Linked DNA regions of Homo sapiens: region 2 is linked to region 1. Evidence: chromatin loops called from intact Hi-C (ENCODE). Cell type or tissue: mammary epithelial cell. All regions are shown on one strand. Links, peaks and the distances in the headings refer to the core of each region. The heading gives the core; the rest is flanking DNA.

Region 1 (2,926 bases), core at 95-2,594:
TCCCCCTGCTGCCTAACACAGTTTCTGACACAAAATAGGAGTTTAGTAACTTGACTGTTGAATGGTTTAGACAAACCCTGGTGGCCAAACAACAGCAATGGCTTTGTGGGTTCTACAATGCCTGCTCCTTCATGCACATAGTTGTCATCTTTTATTCCCCCCAAAGCAACGAGATGTGGTCTAGTTCCTTCAAGGGTGAGCCTAGCAGAATAGATCCTAGACGGAGCAGGGGAGATCACTCAGAGCCTGCAGCATCTCAGAGCTACAAGGGACTTCCTCAGCCTCCCAACCTACCTCCTTCATTTTACAAAGTACATCCTAAGACACATCCGTGGCTCAGCCAGGCTACAATTGACACAACTGGAGGGCTGTAGACCCGAGAAGAGGGATTTAGAAGACAACTGAGTCAGAGCAATGTAGCTACATTTTAGTTTAATTTTTTAAGTCCATCACCATTTTATCTATGAAATTTGTTTTTTATTCTTTAAGGATAACACGTAGCTAAGTGCTTATAAATAATAAATGAAAAATAATCATCATTAGCTTGGCTAGGAGCAGTGGCTCACACCTACAATCCCCACATCTTGGGAGGCCGAGGCAGGAAGACTGCTTGAGGCCCGGAGTTCAAGACCAGCCTAGGCAAAATAGCTAGAACCTGTCTCTACAAAAATTTAAAAAATTAGCAGGGTGTGGTGGTGTGTGCCTGTGGTCCCAGCTACTCAAGAGGCTGAGGCAGGAGGATCACTTGAGCCCAGGCGTTGGATGCTGAAGTGAGCTATGATAGCCACCTAGGCAACAGCATGACATCCTGTCTCAAAAACTAAATAAATAGGCCGAGTGCAGTGGCTCACACCTGTAATCCCAGCACTCTGAGAGGCCAAGGTGGGTGGATCACCCGAAGTCAGGAGTTAGAGACCAGCCTGGTTAACACGGTGAAACCCCGTCTCTACTAAAAATACAAACAATTAGCTGGGCGTGGTGGCGCACGCTTGTAATCCCAACTACTCGGGAGGCTGAGGCAGGAGAATTGCATGAACCCAGGAGGCGGAGATTGCAGTGAGCCGAGATTGTGCCATTGCACTCCAGCCTGGGCAACAAGAGCAAAACTCTTGTCTCAAAAATAAAATAAAATAAAAAATAAATATTAGCCAGAGATGATGTTACTTCTAATGAAGGAAAAAGTGATATTCACTACAAATAAGAAGAATGTCTACCACCTCTCTAGCATTTCATTAAGGGAGTACACTGTGGTTCTGATCACCTGCTGTCTGAATTTTACCATAAATTATATTTTGAATGAATAATAATCTGTGACTGTATTGGCAAAACAAAGTCAAATATATGAGATATTTTTAAAAGATGTAAGCCATTTTAATACTCTAGTTACTCTAATTCTAAGGATCGCTATTCCACAGAGGCCACTACTCTGCTTTAGAAGAGTTTCATTATACCTCCCTGGCAATGTAAGACATAAGGAATCCAGAGTGGTTTTTACATCCATTGCATTTACCCAAATACACCATCGGAGGGCAGCACACACCTGGTTGACTTAACTGCCTGTCTGGTGGCCTTATCAAAATAGTTGTCAAATTAGTCTAAGACATTCCTAAATTACCACTCAGATAGGCAGGAAAGCTGTTGGAGAAGACAAAAGGAGCAAAGATTTTTAAAAGACAAAAGAATGCATTCCTTAAGACTCTGAGTTTCTACAAAAGGGAATCTGGAGCTAATCAATGCTGCAAAATGGGAAAACGGAGTTAAAAAAGGAATTTCCTCAATCTGAGAAAACAGATTTGTTATATTTGAAAGATTTTTACTGAGTATGATCATCCGAACACCAGCTACTAAACAAAAATCAGATCTCCTTGTTCCTATTAAGATGCGCTAATTAATAAGATGGCAACAAAGACCACCATATAAAAGGGTTCCTTCAGTAATGTTTTCTTGAGTGAACAAAAATCAAGCCTGCCTTATATTGTATTCTACTTTGCATCACAAACAGTTTTAGTGTATTTCTGGAAAAGCATCAGCAGTTTTTTCGAATTTTAAATTCTGGAGTTATGTAACTATATAGGCAGGCTTTTTTATAACAGAATATAACAGTGATACTTAAATAGAAGACTTCAAATGTAAATATCAGTAGAGCCTCGTTAAGGCTATAAATCCAGACTTTGTGATAATGTGGATTAAATATTATTTACATAACATATAAGGAGGCCGGGTGCAGTGGCTCACGCCTGTAATCCCAGCACTTTGGGAGGCCGAGGCAGGTGGATCACCTGAGGTCAGGAGTTCAAGACCAGCCTGACCAATATGGTGAAACCCTGTCTCTACTAAAAATACAAAATTAGCCGGGTGTGGTGGCACATGCCTGTAATCCCTGCTCCTTGGGAGGCTGAGGCAGGAGAATCACCTCGGGAGGCTGAGGCAGGAGAATCGCCTGAACCCAGGAGGCGGAGGTTGCAGTGAGCTGAGATTGCACCATTGCACTCCAGCCTGGGCAACAAGAGCAAAACTCTGTCTCAAATAAACAAACAAACAAACACATATAAGGAAAGGGATTTGCTAAGCAAATACAGTCTAAGCAGTTGGCAAGAGGAAATGCTTCAATTATTTAAGAATAATTTTTAAGTTTAATTCCAATTTTAACTTGTTTGCAAAAATCTTTTTGGAGAAATATGACGTATATGCATTTCTAACCAGCTTCTTGCATGATTCTAATATAGTCACCTAGTACCAGTAAACAGACTGCTCTTTGATTTTTTTTTAGAACACCAGGCACTACTTTCTTGGAGTAGATGATTAACCCAGCTAAAGCTTGATTTTTACTAGCTAGCACTTTATTAACCTAGTGTGTTATATTGTGACTTTAAAATGGTAAAAACAATTACAAAGTGGAGTTCTCATTCAGGTTAGCTTTCTAGTC
Region 2 (2,926 bases), core at 172-2,671, 350 kb after region 1:
AGATATATATATTTGTAACTGAAATATATATACTATAAAATATATATAGTATATACTATATATATTTTATAAATATACTATATATAGTATATACTATATATATTTATATATACTATATATAGTATATATATAAAATATAGTATATATTTTATATATATATAAAATATAGTATATATAGTATATATATTATATATAGTATATATAGTATGTATAGTATATATAATATATATAGTATATATATTATAAATATATACTATACATACTATATATACTATACATATTTTATATATATACTATACATATTTTATATATATACTATATATATTTTATATATAATATAGTATATATATTTTATATGTATAGTATATATATATATTTTAGATGGAGTCCTGCTCTGTCACCCAGGCCGAAGTGCAATGGCACGATCTCAGCTCACTGCAACCTCTGCCTCTCGGGTTCAAGCAATTCTCCTGCTTCAGCCTCCCGAGCAGCTGGGATTACAGGCGTCTGCCACTGTGCCTGGCTAATTTTTGTATTTTTAGTAGAGATGGGGTTTTACCATGTTAGTCAGGCTGGTCTCAAACTCCTGATCTCAGGTGATCCACCCGCCTTGGCCTTCCAAACTGCTAGAATTACAGGTGTGAGCCACCGTGCCCGGCAAAAATGTTTTAAAAAATTATACACAATGTTTAACATTATTTTTAAAAAAGCACTGGTAAGTAAGGCATTACCAAAATGATGACAGAGGTAATACTAAGTGGGATTGTAGATGAGGGTTTTCCTTTATTAACACTAAATAGTTGTATTTAATGGATCATTTTCTTTCTTTTCTTTGCCCTTTTTTCTTTTTGCATTTACCAGGTCGCAGAACCCTAGCTGTAATCACTAAACTTGATCTCATGGATGCGGGTACTGATGCCATGGATGTATTGATGGGAAGGGTTATTCCAGTCAAACTTGGAATAATTGGAGTAGTTAACAGGTTAGCAGTTAGAATGGGATAAGAATTGGGATAAGCATTCTTAGAATGGGATAAGCATTCTCACTTCAGAGCAAGTCTGAATTTCTAAAATCTGTTTGAAATGTGATGCTGTACTATATTTTTTCTCCCTTTTATTATGATCTTGGTATTGCTAAAGAATCCGTTGCCCTAAAGGGAGAAAAGAGAGAGAATTTTTTTTTTTTTTTGAAATAGGGTCTCTCTCTGTTGCCTAGGCTGGAATGCAGTGGCGTGATTGTGGCTCATTGTAGCATCAACCTCTGGGCTCAAGTGATCCTTTCACTTCAGCCTTTCAAGTAGCTGAGACTATAGGTGTGTATCACCACACCTGGCTAATTTTAAATTTTTTTGTAGTGACAAGGTCTTGCCATGTTGCCCAGGCTTGTCTCGACTTCCTGGGCTCAAGCAATCCTCCAACCTTGGTTTCCCAGGTGCTGGGATTACAGGCATGAGCCACTGTGCCTGCCCCATAGACATTTTTACTGGAAAATGTTTCTAAAGTAAGCAATACCACAAAATGGAAGAAATGTTGTAATAGCCAGGCTTTAAGAATTCTTGCCTATCATGTTAAGCTATGTATGAGGAGGTACTGGGTAAGGGAAAAATTATCTAATGTGCACCCAATCGAGAAAGAGTTTAAGGTGGCAGGATTTTAATAGATTGGTTTTAATCCCTGGCATTAGTGATGCTTCTGTGTAATTGCCAGGATGTGACTTGGAGAAATTGTATTAAAGGTATCCTAATTTATAAATAGTTGGTATTAAAAACTGGGAAAAGGAAACTAGTATTGAGTGTCTAATTAAAGGTGACAAGATTTTAATAGATTGGTTTAATCCCTAGCATTAGTGATTCTGTGTAATTGCCAGGATGTGACTTGGAGAAATTTTATTAAAGGTATCCTAATTATAAATAGTTGGTATTAAAAATCGGGAAAAGGAAATTATTATTGAGTGTCTAATTACGTTTTAGACACTCTACTGTGAGCAATTTGCAAATGGTATCTCTTGGAATCCTCACAGCATCCCCTGAGGTAGGTGTTGATGTCTATTTTATAATCAGAAACCTCAGGTTATACATTTAACCAAAAGTCACGTGGGTAGTGAAAGAGCTGGATTCGGATGAATATCTCTTTTAGTCCAAAGCCTTCATATGGTAGGAAACACTGAAATTATCATGAAATCTGAGTTATAGTCCTAGTTCTTACATAAACTAGATACAACGTAGGTTTAAATGACACCTAATGTCTTTGGGTCTCAAGCCTTTAGAAAATGAAAATGTTTTTACTGCCTGATACATAAGATCCATTCCAGTTGTCTGCTTCTATTTTAATGTCCTTCCATTCCAACCCTACTGTCATTCTCCCATCCCCACTGTCATTCTCCCATCCCCACTCCCAATTCCAGCTGTCTCCTTTTTCAGGTAAGGAGGTGGCCTAACACTGTTCGTTGTTTGTAGATGATTGTTCTTCAAGTTAACTTAATTATTTTTGGGAGAAATTAGTTCCCTGTCCATGGATAAAATATACAGTTGACTAAGATACTCTTATATTTTTATACCTGTCTATACCTGTTACTTATTGTTTTTGTCTATAGTTAATGGTAATAATGAGGCCTACTCTATTTAGGCACTAGTTACTTACAATTCACTTAGTTCAAGTCTTGGCTATGCCAGTTAGTGTGTGACCTGGGGTAAGTTAGTTTTTGTGAGCCTCAGTTCCTTGCTATACAATGGGGTAATAATACCTGCCACATAAAATTATTGTGAGAATTAAATAAAACAGTCCCTGTCAGGTATTAGAGAACAATGCCTGGTGCTGTCATCATCTAAGGTAGGAAGAGGACAACAGTTAAGCTGAATAGTTTCGTTATTTTTTCAACCTCAGGAGCCAGCTAGATATTAACAACAAGAAGAGTGTAACTGATTCAA

Evidence for each region. Peaks named below come from ENCODE experiments on the same cell type or tissue, not always from the same donor. Only the 100,000 strongest peaks of a DNase experiment are listed, where the experiment ranks them.
Region 2: a loop joins it to region 1, with 4 times the contacts of the local background. A loop is called at or near these places in 4 of 110 quality-filtered maps.

Annotation. Positions count from the first base shown.
Region 1 is chr12:32,364,123-32,367,048 of GRCh38, forward strand. The region is part of intron 8 of BICD1 (BICD cargo adaptor 1); the gene reads left to right. Among named protein-coding and RNA genes, the nearest start is that of FGD4, 34 kb to the right of the region's middle. In mammary epithelial cell, for the core only: a CTCF peak has its summit at 1,525; a DNase peak (open chromatin) is centred at 1,519.
Region 2 is chr12:32,717,782-32,720,707 of GRCh38, forward strand. It overlaps DNM1L (dynamin 1 like), which reads left to right. Exons shown (of 20, transcript NM_012062.5): 7 at 862-982; 8 at 2,883-2,926. Among named protein-coding and RNA genes, the nearest start is that of YARS2, 37 kb to the right of the region's middle. In mammary epithelial cell, for the core only: no CTCF peak of the experiment used is centred there; a DNase peak (open chromatin) is centred at 1,370; H3K27ac peaks cover 2,272 bases.